Regions from separate parts of the Homo sapiens genome. Here region 2 is linked to region 1. Evidence: read pairs that join two places in POLR2A ChIA-PET (ENCODE). Cell type or tissue: PC-9. All regions are shown on one strand. Each heading gives the region's core, and the rest is flanking DNA. Links, peaks and the distances in the headings are about the cores only.

Region 1 (8,332 bases), core at 193-8,192:
TTTTATTCTGTGGGTTTTCCGCAGTTTGAATATGGTGAGTCTAGGTGTGGCTTTTTGTTTTGTTTATCATTTATCTCACTTGGTATTCTCTGAGCTTCTTGGCTATGTAGATTAAGGTCTTTGATGCTTTTTAGAAAGTTCTTCACTGTTATCTCTTTAAATATTTCTTATGTCTGTTCTCTCCTCTCTTCTCTTTATGCGATTTCAATTGCACACATATTAGACCACATGCTGTTACCATCCTACAGCTCTTGGCTGTTCTCTTCTTTTTTTTTTTTTTTTTTTTTTTTTTTTTTTTAGACGGAGTTTCACTCTTGTTGCCTAGGCTGGAGTGCAAAGTGCAATGGCGCGATCTCGGCTCACTGCAACCTCCGCCTCCTGGGTTCAAGTCATTCTCCTGCCTCAGCCTCCCAAGTAGCTGGGATTACAGGCACATGCCACCACACCCGGATAATTTTTGTATTTTTAGTAGAGATGGGGTTTTGCCATGTTGGCCAGGCTGGTCTCAACCTCTGGACCTCAGGTGATCTGCCCGCCTCAGCCTCCCAAAGTGCTGGGATTACAGGCGTGAACCACCGCGCCCAGCCTGGCTGTTCTCTTCTGTCTGATTTCTTTTTTCTCTGTGTTTCAGTTTGGGTGAATTTTTATTAACCTATCTCCAGGTTTACTGGGGTTTTTTTCTCAGCTATGTGAAACTGTCTGATGAACCTGTCAATGGCATTCCTCATCTCTGTTGCCATGGGTTCTTTTTTTTCCCCCTAAAATTTCCCTTTGATTGTCTCTAATAGTTTCCATCTCTGTACTGAAATACCACATCTGTTCACCTACATACACACTGTTTCCATTTGAACTTTCAAATATTAATCGTAGTTCTTTTAAATTTCCTCTCTGATAACTCCAACTTCTGGGGTCATTTCTAAATCTGGCTTTACTGATTGCTTAGTCTCTTAACAGTAAGCTGATTTGTTTTGACTTTGTTATGTGTTTTGTGGTTTGGAGTTGAAAACTGACCTTCCTACATAGGCCAACAAGGGCTGAGGTACATCTTATTGTATTGTGCCTTGAGACAGGCATACCTTTTCTCCTTCCAGACCTTTGGCTTGAGACGCTGGGTCAGTCTAGGCAGGAGTTGAACTGGGTTTGAGTCTTGTTGCTATGATTATCCTCAGTGCACCATCAGCTTCAAATTCCTCTGGAATTACCTCCTGCTAGGGCACAGGCTGGGTGGCCAGAGAGTTTCTCTGAAGGCCGGTGCTGCATCTCAGTGTTGGGTTGTTCCTGTGACGCATGTCACAGAAGATGCCTCTCCCCTCCTTCTTGTCCCTCCCCTGGTGGAAATGTCAGAGGTATTGGAACCAGAGGAACTCCATCTTGAATAGGAGCTGGGTAAAAGGAGGCCGAGACCTACTGGGCTGCATTCCCAGAGGATTAAGGCATTCTAAATCACAGGATGAGATAGGAGGTCAGCACAAGATACAGGCCATAAAGACCTTGCTGATAAAACAGGTTGCAGTAAAGAAGCCGGCCAAAACCCACGTAAACCAAGATGGTGACAAGAGTGACCTCTGGTCATCCTCACTGCCACACTCCCACCCGTGCCATGACAGTTTACAAATGCCATGGCAACCACAGGAAGTTACCCTATATGGTCTACAAAGGGGAAACACAAATAATCCACCCCTTGTTTAGCATATAATTGTTAGAAATGCAAAATGCTTGTTCCCCAGTGCCATAAAGAAATAGCACTCGAACATAAATTTAATTTTCTCACAAGGCAACTTTTGCTTTCTGCAGAAAGGGTGCTCCTCCTGGTTGGAACAATGGCGAGAGCACACCTGGGGAGGGGCAGAAGGTCTTATTCCTGAGGCAGATAGCCCCTACTGCTGTGTCGTTCCCCTGTTGGCTAGGGTTGGACTGCACAGTCTAAGCTAATTCTGATTGGCTATTTTAAAGAGGGCAAGGGTGTGAGCCAGAGTGGCGGGGTGAGTAGTTTGGCGGGAAGGACAGTTAGGAACAGGTAACTAAAAGTGTCTTAGGTCAGAGCAGGTGACCAGTGGTGACTCAGTCAAAGCAGGTGACCGGGATGAGTCAGGACAGAGCAGGTGACCAGGGGAACAGATGTGAACTACTGATTAAGACTGACAGGGAAGTTGTTTACTGAAACAAGAAGCGAGGGACTGAAGAGAACCAGGAAGTTAAACTTTAAAATGGAGAATCAAAGAATAAGATAGCTGAACATACTGACATACTGATTCTTTGAAGAGAAACTTGGGTTTCACTATCTTTAAGATAATCAAGAAATTACCAACAAAATTGGCAACCAGCAGACCTTGGAGTAGCTCTTCTTTTATTCCTTTATTTTCCTAATACACTTGCTTTCACTTTACGGACTTGCCCTGCCTGAATTCTTTCTTGTGTGAGATCCAAGAACCCTCTCTTGGGGTCTGGATCGGGACCCCTGCCCTGTAACAGAGATGCTGTTCTTTCTAACCCTGAGTGTCAGCCTGGGGATGCAAAAAGGTTGCTCTCTGTTGCCTTGCTTCATCCTCAGTCTTAGGCAGACCCTGCGCCCCTGGGTCTGGGTCTGGAGGTGGGTGGGGGTCTCTGGGTTCCTGCCTTTTCTCCCGCCTCCTGCCTGAGAAGACTGTCTGTGTCCTGGGCCCAGATGGTACCCTGTCACTCTCTCAGGAGTGGAAGGCTTTTTTCCCTCTTTCCTCCAGACAAAATGGGTCTTCATCAGCTTTAAACCTCGGTTTCTACTAATTAAAGTAACAGGGACAGCAGGATTTGCTCCTCCTCCACCACCCCACCCCTGCCCCCCAGCAGCTTAAGGCTCTCGTTTCCCAAGTGAGAAGTTCCCTGGGGGCCTCTGGGCCTTTCCCTTAGTGGCAGCTGCTCCTCCCACCCCACCCCCATTTTTCTTGTGAGCAATTGGTGAGGTTAAAGAGAAGAGCCAGGAGTGGGTGCAAAGTCTCCCTGTGGCTGCAGTCCCTGGGAGCCGATGCTCTCAGGAGAGCCCTCACTTGGCTTTCGTCAATCAGTTAAAAGTCCTGGCTGGAATCTTCTCACCTGCTGTGTGTTCCTCTGCACCCCCTACCCCACCCGCCACCTGTTTCCTCCATGCTCTGATTCGTCTAAGCTGCTGCTCAGGCCCAAGCCATGCCTCTTTCCTCAGCTTTCAGGCTGACTGCCCGTTGACCTCAGTGCTGTGATGGGATTGCAAAGGCCACGGTTTTGTAGATGTGCTTGTTGTTGGGGTATGAGCCCTGCCGTTTCCACCTTCCTACATCCTAAGTGGAACCTGGAAGTCCTCCCACCTTTTTCTGGAAGAAAAAGAATAGAGAGTTGATTGAAATGATTTAATGTAATCCATTTCGGTGAGTGCTCCCTGAGTTTATTTTATTTATTTATTTATTTATTTTTTGAGATGGAGTTTCACTCTTGTCCTCCAGGCTGGAGTGCAGTGGCGCGATCTCAGCTCACTGCAACCTCCGCCTCCCAGGTTGAAGCAATTCTTCTGCCTCAGCCTCCTGAGTAGCTGGGATTACAGGTGCACGCCACCATGCCCGGCTAATTTTTGTACTTTTAGTGGAGATGGGATTTCACCATATTGGCCAGGCTGGTCTCAAACTCCTGACCTCAGGTGATCCACCCGCCTCAGCCTCCCAAAGGGCTGAGATTACAGGCGTGAGCCACCATGCCCAGCCCCTGAGTTTATTTCGTTTGGTTTGTTTTTAATGAATGGGACAAGATCTGGGGGTTGCATCGTTTGTTTCATATGATGCCTTTACACAGCTGAACTTAGGTGCAGTGTTTTAGCATTGACAGAAGGCTTGCCTTGAATACATTATTGAATTGATCCTCCCAGCAACCTGAGACCCATATGCTTCCTGCAGGCACACGCCTGTGAGTGGTGGCACTAAATCCTTAGCCCAGCACTCTGAGCCAAGCCCGAGATGACTTTCTCTATGGCATGTTCATCCTCACAGCAATCATATGAGCTCTACGAGTTGCATGCTGTTTTTCTTGCACATTATTTTAATTAAAAGAAACAAGTTTAAAGCAGTTAGGACACTTGCTCAGAGCAGAACTCACTCTTCAATCAATAATGATGTATAGCATACCCCTTGCCAAGCATCGTATTAGGCTCAGAATTAATATTCACCGAGGTCTAGCTTTAAGTCGGGCATAGGCTAGACTCCTTCATTGTCAGCCCTTTTAATTCTCAAAACAGTCCCATGAGCTAGAAACCATGACATCCATTTAAAATGTAATTTTAAAAAATTCCTAAAGTAATACATATTCATGGTACTTTTTAAAAATCAAGCTGTATAGAAGTATATAAAGTGAAAAATAAGGTTTCTCTCCTTTATCCCAATTCTATGTTCCATAGGTAACCACAAGTAGGTTATTTGTCCTATATGGGTTTCTTCTTCTTCTTCTTCTTCTTCTTTATTATTATTACTTTTTTTAAGATGGAGTCTTACTCTGTCACCCAGGCTGGAGTGCAGTGGCGCAATCTCAGCTCACTCAAACCGCCGCTTCCTGGGTTCAAGCAATTCTCCTGCTTCAACCTCCCAAGTAGCTGGGACTACAGGCATGCACTACCACGCCCGGATAATTTTTTGGTATTTTTAGTAAAGATGGGGTTTCGCCACATTGGCCTGGCTGGTCTCAAACTCCTGGCCTCAAGTGATCGGCCCGCCTCAGCCTCCCAAAGTGCTGGGATTACAGGCATGAGCCACCACGCCTGGCCCTATATGGGTTTCTTAAATGTTCTTCCAGATAATGTCTACCTATACAGAAGCAGACCCATACATAAACACATTTATAATATACTTAAGTGGGCTGATACTATTTTGTCACTTATTTTTTCACCTAGTAGTATATATCTTGGACATCTTTCCTTACCATAGTAATAAGCATCTATGTTACTCATCCAAGTAGCTAGCTGTCCAGCATTCCATTGAATGACTGTTCTAAATATTATTTAGCCAGTTCTCTAATTGACAGCTATATAAGTTATTTCTGGATGTTGCAATTATTTACAGTACGGTAATAAATTCACTTTGTGACTTATGGGCAAGATATTACTCTCTCTGTGTCTCAGTATTCTCATCTGTATAATGGGAATAAACGAAGTGCCTCCCAATAGGTTGTTGTCTGAGCGAAATGAGATAATAACATTAAGTGCTTAGAACAGCATCTGGCATGTTGTAAACACTCAGTAATTGTCAAATATTATTATTATTATTATTATTATTATTATAAACCTTTGTGTTCCTGTGCCAGAATAAATGATCCATTTCTGTTAATAAAATTCACATGTAAGTACAGACATTTAGTTCTGATACATGTAGTCAAAAATCACCTTCCTAAATATTGACTCTAAAGATATTCAACCTCTCTCATAAGTGAACGCAAATCAAAACAACAACACAATACCAATTCCTACCTGCCTAATTGTCAAAGATTAAACTGTTGGAAGATGGCCAGCATTGGCAACAATTTGGGAGAAGGCATTCTCATACTAAGTGGCATTTGTTTAAGATGCTGCTTGGCTCATCTGGTCAGGCTGGTCTTGGCATATCTACATGCTGGGCTTTTTAAAATAATTATGCAAAGTCTAGTTTGGCCTTCAATGATGCAGCAGCTGAGGAGGTCATGGGCATTCTCCCTTCCACGAAAAAGCCTTTCCCAGATGCCACGATCCCATTCCTGGAGCCAGATGGTTTCTCATGAGAGGCTCTCACTTGATTTCCTCTCCTTTAAAGCATGGATTTCCCATTCCAGTAGGTACAGGTGTAGCAACACCAAGGGACAGAGTGAATGACAGAGGAAGCAAGAGGGGACCCTGCCTTCATGTAGAGGCCCCAAGGCCAATGGTTAAGAAAGTGCGTGCTACAGCTGCCTCTGCAAACGACTCCTGGGTGAGCCTGAATGAGCTACCGGTTCTCAATCTTTTTTTCTCCTCTGTGAAATGAAGGCAGTCTCAGTTCCCATCTCCAGAGCTGGCATTCAGGCTATTGGCACTAGGAAGGCCATAAAATGTTGAAATGTTTCTATACCAATTGGCAAATAGCCACTGTCCCCATCTCTTTGCCTGAACCCTCTCCATGACAACTCCCCCAGCCTCTCCCCCAGGGATGTCCCACCATTTTCCCACAATGTGGCAGCGAGAAGGTTTATGCCCAGTTCACCAGCAGGCCTCCAGGGCCCTGATCCATCACTATAGCCAAGTCCATTTCCAGTTGATCATAGCTTATGCCCTACGAAACTCCCTAAGTTAAATATCACTCTTGATTTTGTCATGGAGTCATTAGGAATATTCCAAGGGGCAACATGCAGAGCTCACCTGGCACCTGATACAAGTTAACCATCAGGACTGAATTATAAGAGAACCTAAGCTCTTAGTGTAGAACAGAGACAAGCAATACCAGTGCGGGGTCATGCTCAGCCTTTCCTCTCTCTAGCTTCCAGGGTGGAGTCATTCTTGCTTGCAGTGTCTTGAAGAGAAAAGCCAAGGAAGCCAGAGTCAGAGATGTCTCCACAAAAGGGGACTAGAAGAGAAGGGATGGGAAAGAGAGACAGAAAAGGCTTGTTGGCCAGTGTTAGGAAGGGGCCCGTGTGGGGATCAGGGTTGAAGGTGAGAGACAGCCAGGAATAAGCCAGGGGCTGATGGCATGAAACGAATGACGTCTGCATGTCAGTGCTCTTGGCTTGCAGGGGCCTTTCCCAAAACCCCAGGAGGGCCAGGTAACATGTTAATATGGTCATACATGTTTGTGAAAATGTTGCAAAAGTAAGGTTTTTTTGTTTTTGCTTTTGTGAGACAGGATCTCAATCTGTTGCCCAGGCTGGAGTGCAGCCACACAATCACAGCTCACTGTAGCCTCCCCAGCCTCCCAAGTAGCTGGGACTACAGGTGTGCACCACCATGCCCACCTATTTTTTTTTTTTTTTTTTGAAGAGACAGGGTCTCAATATGTTGCCCAGGCTGGTCTCAAACTCCTGGGCTCAAGCAATCCTCCTGCCTCAGCCTCCCAAAGTGTTGGGATTACAGGTATGAGCCACTGTGCTTGGCCAAAATTAAGACGTGTTAACAGCAGTTGGTTACAACCATGCACTCTCTGTCTCTCTAATCCTTGCCTCTGTCCACTTCTCCTCATGCTGGTGACATTAAACTGCTGTGGGCAGTTTTGGGATCTCACTGAGAGGAAGTTGCCTTGGTGATATATTCAGTTGGAGTTTAATGGGTTATTTATTAATATCTGGCTTAGGAACTTTTTGTACATGGTTATGGTACTTCTAGCCATCTCTGCATAGGAATAGCTGCCAGGAATAATCCTGTCGCCCACTCTGTGGCTCACTTGATGTACCTGATATACTGACCGGGCCATCGCCTAGTGACGTGTGGGTTTCCAGCACTCTTCAGTTTCCAGCACTCCAAACATGTGGGTGGAAGAGTAAACACAAGTTTAAAGTCAGAGGCTGAAGCTGGTCTGTGGGAAGCTCTTCCAGCCATTACGTGTTTAAATCATAAGCTGAGGCCTCAGTGCTCACGGCGGCTACCTCCAGTGGCCGTCCTCTCTCGTAAGGAATCTACCCTTTAATGCTGCACATGCAGCTGTAAATGGACAAAGTTTTCCTTTATCCATGGGAATTGTGTGAATAGAACTTACCAGAATTTCTGTGTAAATGCACGCTAACCTGCAGCAGTGATACAAAGAGCAGGCACACCTGTGGATAAAGATGCATCATTTGTGCACGTCAACCTTTAGATCGTGTTTTCACATATTGGACACATTTTGTCCTTACCAAGTCTGATGGCTCTAGATGACACAGCATGCAAATTACTACCCACAGAGCAAAATGGGCTACATAAACAAGGTTTCATTGAAAGCACAATATTTTTCTTTCTTTCTTTTGTTTTCTTTTGTTTTGTTTGGCGGAGTTTCACTCTTGTTGCCCAGGCTGGAGTACAGTGGCACAATCTCAGCTCACTGCCACCTCCACCTCCCGGGTTCAAGTGATTCTCCTGCCTCAGCCTCCTGAGTAGCTGGGATTACAGGTACCTGCCACCACACCTGGCTAATTTTTGTATTTTTAGTAGAGACAGGATTTCACCATGTTGGCCAGGCTGGTCTCGAACTCCTGACCTCAAGTGATCTGCCCACCTCAGCCTCCCAAAGTGGTGGGATTATAGGCATAAGCCAACGTGCCAGGCCAAAAGCATAATATTTTTCCATAAGTCAGTGTTTGTGGCATGAGAGCAATTCAATTCCAAAATTATATATAATCAAAAATCTCTTGTACTTTCTTTACCCTTTTT
Region 2 (8,332 bases), core at 64-8,063, 87 kb before region 1:
CAGGACATTGGAAAAGCAGAGCTTAGAGTGAGGGGGGAAATGAGAGGCTGGCAAAACTTACACAGATTATTTTTCTTTTTTTTTTAATTTTATTATTATAATACTTTAAGTTTTAGGGTACATGTGCACAACGTGCAGGTTTGTTACATATGTATACATGTGCCATGTTGGTGTGCTGCACCCATTAACTCGTCATTTAGCAGTAGGTATATCTCCTAATGCTATCCCTCCCCCCTCCCCCAACCCCACAACAGTCGAGAACACATGGACACAGGAAGGGGAACATCACACTCCGGGGACAGATTTTTTTCTAACCTAGCCGCACAACTGCACTAAGTTTTTATACAGACCTTCTGCCTCATCAGCTTCCATCTCATCTCATTTCATGCTGGATCTAGAATTGACTCTGCTGCAGGAACACACACACTGCCTGACAGTGCTATCTTAAGGGCATTTAAAAGGAAACAGATGGCCAGGCACAGTGGCTCATACCTGTAATCCCAGTACTTTGGGAGGCCAAGATGGGTGGATCACCTGATGTCAGGAGTTCAAGACCAGCCTGGCCAACATGGTGAAACCTCATCTCTACTAAAAATACAAAAATTAGCCGGGTGTGGTCACCTGGCTACAGTAGCACATCTGTAGTCCCAGCTACTCAGGAGGTTAAGACAGGAGATCACTTGAACTCAGGAGGCGGAGGCTGCAATGAGCCGAGATTGTGCTACTGCACTCCAGCCTGGACAACAGAGCAAGACTCCATCTCAAAAAAAAAAAAAAAATGGAAACAGATAATGAAGGCTGGCCAATGAAATGCTTTAAAGGATTAGTACAAAAACAGAGGCTTGTGTTTTACCGAGAATAACAAGTAAAGAAATTGGATATTTGAATCAGATGTCAAGCTTGATTCTTTTATTTTACTGCTTCCATAATAAATGGAAATCTAAATTAAAATAAAGTCAGAGATGATTTTTATATTAAACTATCTTATATGTTCAAAAAGTAGCTCTTTGTGAAAGCCCCTGCCTCCTCACACTATAAATAATGCATAAAATGTTGAGAGAGGCTTTGATTGTAAAAATTATTTCGCCTCTGTTTATCTGCCTTTACGGCAGCCGGATCATTCTGTTTAGACTCTAAGGATTATGCCACACCTCTGGTGGTTTGAGTATTTTTTTTTTTTTTTTTTTAGATTGATGGGTTGTATGAGCTTAGTTTTCTCTTTTGGCTTTGCCGGCCACGTGAACAGAAACAGAAAAGGAAATGATCTCCTTTGGCATGGTTGTTATGAGTGACATGTGTCTGGGAGCCTTCATTTAATGAACTCATTTTCCACGGCCTTGGCTTTGCCAAAGGGTGGGATCTCCCTCATAGAGAAGCTGTACTGAGGTCCCACCAGGGGCCTCCCTTAACATCATTCAGGCGTGGATGACACCAACACAGATGCAGAGGGGAAAAGCATTTGCTGGCAAGAGGCATCCCACTGAGCTCATGCAGTCAGCTACTAGGAGCTCCATACCTCTTCATTCGGGCTGTGTCTCTGAGTCACTGAGTAACTGACACCTTTCCACTTCACCTTGAACCAGGTAGGTGTGATGCAGGCAAGGAAATCAGCAAGGTACCCAGACGGGGAAAAGATTCAAGATGACCCACTCTATGGTCACAGGTGACATGGATGGAGGCTTAGAAGACCCAAATTTTCCTGGTAAGAGTCCTAATTTTCAAACGCACAAGACAAGTTTATGGGTTTTTTTGTTTGTTTGTTTGTTTTGAGACAGAGTATTGCTCTGTCACCCAAGGGCTCACTGCAAACTCCGCCTCCCAAGTTCACGCCATTCTCCTGCCTCAGCCTCCCAAGTAGCTGGGACTACAGGCGCCCGCCACCACGCCCGGCTAATTTTTTGTATTTTTAGTAGAGACGGGGTTTCACCATGTTAGCCAGGATGGTCTCGATCTCCTGACCTCATGATCCGCCCGCCTCAGCCTCCCAAAGTGCTGGGATGACAGGCGTGAGCCACCGCACCCAGCATGTTAATATTTTTTAATGGCAGCTATTGTGTCTATGGCGTGCAGACCCTGTAGAAGGTGCCTCACAGGCCAGGCGCAGTGGCTCACACCTGTCATCCCAGCACTTTGGGAGGCTAAGGCGGGCGGATCACGAGGTCAGGAGTTCAAGACCAGCCTGGCTAAGATGGTGAAACCCCGTCTCTACTAAAAATACAAAAATTAGCGAGGCGCAGTGGCACGTGCCTGTAATCCCAGCTACTGGGGAGGCCGAGGCAGGAGAATTGCTTGAACCCGGGCGGCCGAGGTTGCAGTGAGCTGAGATCATGCCACTGCACTCCAGCCTGAGCGATAGTAAGACTCCATCTCAAAAAAAAAGGTGCCTCATAGATGTTCCTTCTTTCCCCGCCAACCCCAACAACCCTGCAACCCTGCCAGGTTGCCGTTGTCATTAAATTATGATTGTGAGGCTCAGAGAGGTTGTGCAACTTGCACAAAGTCAAAGTAAATAGTAAGTACGTGGTGGAGAAGGAAGGCTGCCCCACTCCAAAGCCCATTCCTTATTGTTTGAGACATTCCAAGAACAAGTACCTGTGCAAGGTGGGGAGGAGAGAAAAGTGTACCCACTGGCCCCTGTCTCCCACTGGTCAAATTCACCTGTGGGGGTGTCACCTTCCCTGCTCATCCCAGAGGCACATGTGTCGGGGCAAGTGACGGCCGTGGCATGTGCACCTCAGCCACAATAACGAAGCGCAAAGAAAGAGGCGTGTGATGCCCGGTAGGGAGGCGCTGCTGGGTTTTGCCTGCCAGTGACACTCGGGGTTGAGAGCTGCCACCACCGCAGGCCTCAGCAGCCTCGCTCCACGGCTGCAGCGCCCCACGCACCCTTGCTAGGCCCTGGGGTGGCACGTGAGCTTTGTCTGCCATGTGGCAGTCCTGGTGTTTCCATGGTTCCATGTGGCACTCAGTGCTGTCATTACTCATCCTCCACACATCAGAGATCAGAGATGAAGCTTCTGCCGGCTTCTAGGACGGTCTCTCCCAGTCACCTGTCAGGAGGTTGGGGAGACTACACCAGGGTGGGCTTGCACCCCGAGGCCCGCTGTGACCTGCTCAGGCTCGGGTTTGAGCTGGATAAGGGCACACTTTTCCATGGCAGCCATAGGCAGCAGCCTTCTCCCCAGGCCTTGACTGTTGGTCAGCTTCCTAGGCTGCCCTAACAAATCGCCCACAGCAGACACCTCTTCCGTCACAGTCCTGAAGGCTGGGAGTCCGTGGTCATGGTGTTGGCAGAGCCATGCTGTCTCCGAAGCCTCCAGGGAAGGTTCCGTCCTGGCCTCCTCCTCGCTTGTGGTGGCGGCGGAGGTCAGCCTAGGCATCTCTTGATTGACTTCAGCTACATCACTCCCATCCCTGCCCGCATCATCACGGGGCAGGGCCTTCTTCCCCGTGTCTCCTCAGTGTCTCTGTGTCCTAATCTCCCCTTCTCCTAAGGGCAGCAGCATTGGATTTAGGGCCCACCCTAATCCAGTATGACCTCATCTTACCTTGATGATATCTGCAAGACTCTATCTCCAAAGAAGCAAAGAAAGAAAAAAGCTCACATTTACAGGGACCAGGAGTGAGGGCTTCTACATCTTTTTGAAGAATACAATTCCAGCCACAATTTTTTTTTTTCTTTGAGATAAAGTCTCACTCTGCCTCCCAGGCAGTATGAGCAATCTCAGCTCACCACAACCTCTGCCTCCCAGGTTCAAGTGATTATCCTGCCTCAGCCTCCAGAGTAGCTGAGACTACAGGCGCCACCACACCCGGCTAATTTGTGTATTTTTAGTAGAGACAGGGTTTCACCATGTTGGCCAGGCTGGTCTCAAACTCCTGACCTCACGTGATTCACCCGCCTTGGCCTCTTGAAGTGCTGGTATTACAGGTGTGAGTCACCGCGCCCAGCCACCACAATTTTTTATCCTAGAAAGCAAGCAACACTCTGGTTGGCTGTTTCATCTCTCTCGCCCCTGAGAAAACCATCACAACCTCACTGTTATCAGCACAGATCCCCAAGGCTCAGCACTCTCTGCTTGCACTGAGGCCTCGGTGCCACCCCTGGGAGCACCTGCACTACTCTGTCTCTGCTGGTAACGTGCCCTTGGCTCCATTCCTACAAGGGAGCCAGTTCTACCAGAGCCTCTCTGAGTCAACCCCAACCATGGAGGACAGCCTCCTCCAAACCCCTCTGAGATGCCAGCAGCCCTCCTCCTGGGCACTTCCTATCTAGCTCTGAAGGGAGTGTCCTCTAGGTCCTTCTAAGCCCTCAGATCCTATGTGGCGCATCCACCCTAATATCCCGCCTCTGCGAGCCTTCTGACCCATTCCTCAACACCAGGCTTGGACACTTCACATCTCCCGTGGGGTCTGGCACCTCAGTGGGAACAGGGGATGCCAGGGGTGGGAGACAGGCAGATAGAGGTGTGGGTATGAGCAGGGAGCTGTGAGGCCACACCTACCCACAGCGTGAAGGATCAGGAGGAGCCACCACTGCAGGTGTTTCTCACCAACTGGATCCCAAAATACTGGGCCCTCTGGCCAGAAAGCAAGGCAAAGTTTTGGACCTGGAGTAGCCCCAAGGCTGAGCTGGGTCCATGTGAAGTAGGGCTTGTCTCCTCCCCACAGCCCTCTGGAAGGGGGGACTCATGTGGATGAAGAGAGGGAGCCACAGCAAGGCTATGCACCGTGCCCAGGGTCATGTGACCAAGAGGTGGCTGGGCCAGGATTCAAACAACTCCAGAGGAAGAGGCTTACTGGTTTAATGTGCTGCTGTGGTGGGGGCTTGCTTCTGCGGGATGGCTGCATGGCCTGTTAGCACCCACTAGCAGGAAAGCAGAGGCAGATGCCAATGCTTTAAGAAAACTTAAGGTTGATCTGGGCACACTGGCTCATGTCTGTCATCCCAGCTCTTTGGGAGGCCAAGGCGGGCGGATCACCTGAGGTCAGGATTTTGAGACCAGCCTGGCCAACATGGTGAAACCCCATTTCTACTAAAAACTACAAAAATTAGCTGGGTGTGTTGGCATGTGCCTGCAATGCCACCTACTCAGGAGGCTGAGGCAGGAGAATCTTTTGAACCCGGGAGTCGGAGGTTGCAGTGAGCTGGGATCGAGTCCCTGCACTCCAGCCTGGGTGACAGAGTGAGACTCTGTCTCAAAAAAAAAAAAAAAAAAGAAAGAAAGAAAAGAAAAACTTAAGGTTGAAAAACACTAACAATTGAAAAAGTATGTTTCATTGATATTTTGCTTCCTGAAAAGTGGCAGGACCCTCGCAGTAGTTTCCTTCTGTTGCAGAACCTGAGCCCTCCTCGGAAGCAAGACTAGCAAACCTCTTGCACGCACAGGCTCTCCCACTTATCACGGACCTGGTTAGTGGAGGTGACCTCCCAACATAGAGACACATTGGGCCTGGGAGGGCCAAGCTGAGGGCCCTTGGACAAGTGGCTTCAACATGCCAAGTTTCCATTTCCTCAAACCTGAAGGGATTAAATACAATTCTGTTTGAAGAGCCTCTCCTGTGATATACCAGGCCATACCATGTGATAGCCAATTTTATGTGTTAACTTGGCTGGGCCACAGGGCACTCTGACAGGTAGTTAGACATTATTCTGGGTCTCTCTATAAGGCTGTTTTCGGATGAGACTGACATTGAAATCAGTGGACTTTGAGTAAAGCAGGTTGCCCTACCTAATGTGGGAGGGGGGCCTCATCCAATTTGTTGAAGGTCCGAACAGAACAAAGAGACTGACTTCCCTCAAGCAAGAAGGAATTCTGCAGCAGACAACCCTCAGCCTTGAGCTGCAGCCTCGGCTTTCTCCTGGGTCTCCAGCCTGACGGCCCTTCCTGCAGAGTCTGGATTTGCCAGCTCCATCATCATGTGAGCCAATTCCTTGAAATAAATCTCTTTCTGTCTATACAAACCCACACATCCTATTAGTTCTGTATCTTTGGAGAACCGTGACTAATACACATGTTTTTAGAGAATAGAAATACAGGGCAGCTCCAAGATTGCAGGCTCAGCTTAGCTGGGAATGTCTGTCGCATTACCGGGCTTACAAAAGACAGACAACCTCACACCTAAAAGCATTTGGCTTACTGTTGGACTGAAGCACCCTCCCTTACTGTTCTTTGAAAACACCATGTTGCCAGCAAGTCTTTTAAAAATGATTCTAGGCTGGGCGCAGTGGCTCACGCTTGTAATCCCAACAGTCTGGGAGGCTGAGGTGGGCAGATCACCTGAGGTCAGGAGTTCAAGACCAGCCTGGCCAACATGGCAAAACCCCATCTCTACTAAAAATACAAAAATTAGCTGGGCATGGTGGTGGATGCCTGTAATCCCAGCTACTCAGGAGGCTGAGGCAGGAGAATCGCTTGAACCTGGGAGATGGAGGTTGCAGTGAGCTGAGATCACACCACTGCACTCCAGCCTGGAGGACAAAGCAAGACTCCATCTCAAATAATAATAATAATAATTCTAAATAGGCAGTAGTCAAGAGAAAAACAAGCTGCCCCTTACTGTCTCATCTTTAGCACCCCGATAGGAAAAGTCTGGTTTCTTCCAAAACTTAAAGATCTTGCTCTTAAAGTCTACACATCTGAAAGAGAGGATCATTTAGAGATGAAAAGAGCATCTCAATCATGTATGACTTCCTTCCACACCAGGATTCTGTCCATCTTCCTATTCCTAAATCATCCTGGACGATGACTTCCACCTTCAGCCGCACACGCCCTCAGTTAACACTTCTTTCCATTTCATTCTCCCATAAATGCAAAAAATAAAAAATAAAGAACAGAAAACAAAATGAGACTTCTTTTAGGCTTTGTAAGAGAGCTTCTTGTCGCGATGTTCCCATTCTTGTGATCATGAACCTGCTTTCTTTATTGGCAGGATCTTGGTGCCCAGTGATGCGGGTGCGATGCAACCTCTGCCACGTGTGCCTCCATGATCAACACACCAACAACGCAGGGGGAGATCTGCCCGCTCAGCTCTGCCACCTCTTTTCAGTTTATAGCAGTCCCCTGGCACAAGCGCAGCTAAAATGTGAACCCAATGAAAACTTACCCACCTCTGCCTTCCACACTCTTGTCTTCCTCTCTACATATAAAAATGCGTGGGGCTGATATGATTAACTGAAAGGAAGGCTCAGACTACCCCCAAATTGCATTGTTTTTATGTAAGTACCAAAGGCATTAATTCTAAAGAGATGGGACCAATTTGCATGGCAGTAGCAAGATACTTGCATCTATGTAAATTTATATAGAGATGGGTGGAATTTACGGAGTGTCTGCCACTTGAGTCAGCAGTGAGAAAATGGGTTGCTTTCCTTCCTCTCCCCATCAATGAAATGCTGAAAATGCCCATTGCCTCAATTCTTCTAACTTTTATTGTATTTGTTGTTTTGGTGTTTGTTTAGTTTGAATTCATTTTATTTAGTTTAATGATGCAAAACAAATGCAAAGGGACATAAAATGAAAAGTTCAAGTTCCTGCCCCTCTGACCTGTTTCCTAGGGAGTAAGCAACTCCCCCTTCATTTTCCTGGCCTGCAGCACAATCCTAGCAATGATACCTGGTATTTCTAAAGTTCCTGCAACTCCTAAGCTTTAGGTCAGCAGTTCTCATGCTCCAGCGTGCATCCAACTCACCTACAGCAACCCACTTAAGTAATTTTAAATCATCTAGCAGCCACAATAAAAAAAAAAAAGTAAAAAGAGGCAAGTGGCAGGAAAAGTTAATTTTATAAGACATATTATAATACACAATAAAATATCTTATTAAAATTAATTTCACCTGGTTTTTGTTCTTTTTTGAGACACGGTCTTGCTTCGTTGCCCAGGCTGGAAGTGCAGTGGTGCAATCATGGCTCACTGCAACCTCTGCCTCCCATGCTCAGGTGATTCTCCCAGCTCAGCTTCCAGAGTAGCTAAAACCACACCCAGCTGTTCCATACCACCACACCCAGCTAATTTTTGTATTCTTTTGTAGAGACAGGGTTTCGCCATGTTGCCCAGGCTGGACTCAAGTGATGCTCCCACCTTGGCCTCCCAAAGTGTTGGAATTATAGGCATAAGCCATTGCATCCAGCCTGGGAAGTTAACATTACAAATGTGGCTCGCATTTGTGGCTCAGGCTACATTGCTACTAGACATTGAGAAGACTCAATCATTCCTTTTACGGCAGCTTTTCCCAAAATATCTTCCTGAGGAGTGTCACAGGTGGTCTCCATACAAGGCCTCTTTAGTTAACTAATTTGACGAGTACCATTGTGTATTTCCTCTCTCTTTGGGA

The links. ChIA-PET counts read pairs that join two places held together with the same protein. Peaks named below come from ENCODE experiments on the same cell type or tissue, not always from the same donor. Only the 100,000 strongest peaks of a DNase experiment are listed, where the experiment ranks them.
Region 2: POLR2A ChIA-PET joins it to region 1 with 10 read pairs; 2 of 35 experiments call an interaction of 5 or more read pairs at or near these places.

The regions. Positions count from the first base shown.
Region 1 is chr2:235,442,374-235,450,705 of GRCh38, forward strand. No RefSeq gene overlaps it. Among named protein-coding and RNA genes, the nearest start is that of AGAP1, 48 kb to the right of the region's middle. In PC-9, for the core only: no CTCF peak of the experiment used is centred there; DNase peaks (open chromatin) are centred at 2,108 and 4,988; H3K4me3 peaks cover 348 bases; H3K27ac peaks cover 1,478 bases.
Region 2 is chr2:235,355,219-235,363,550 of GRCh38, forward strand. No RefSeq gene overlaps it. Among named protein-coding and RNA genes, the nearest start is that of AGAP1, 130 kb to the right of the region's middle. In PC-9, for the core only: no CTCF peak of the experiment used is centred there; a DNase peak (open chromatin) is centred at 3,993; H3K27ac peaks cover 1,040 bases.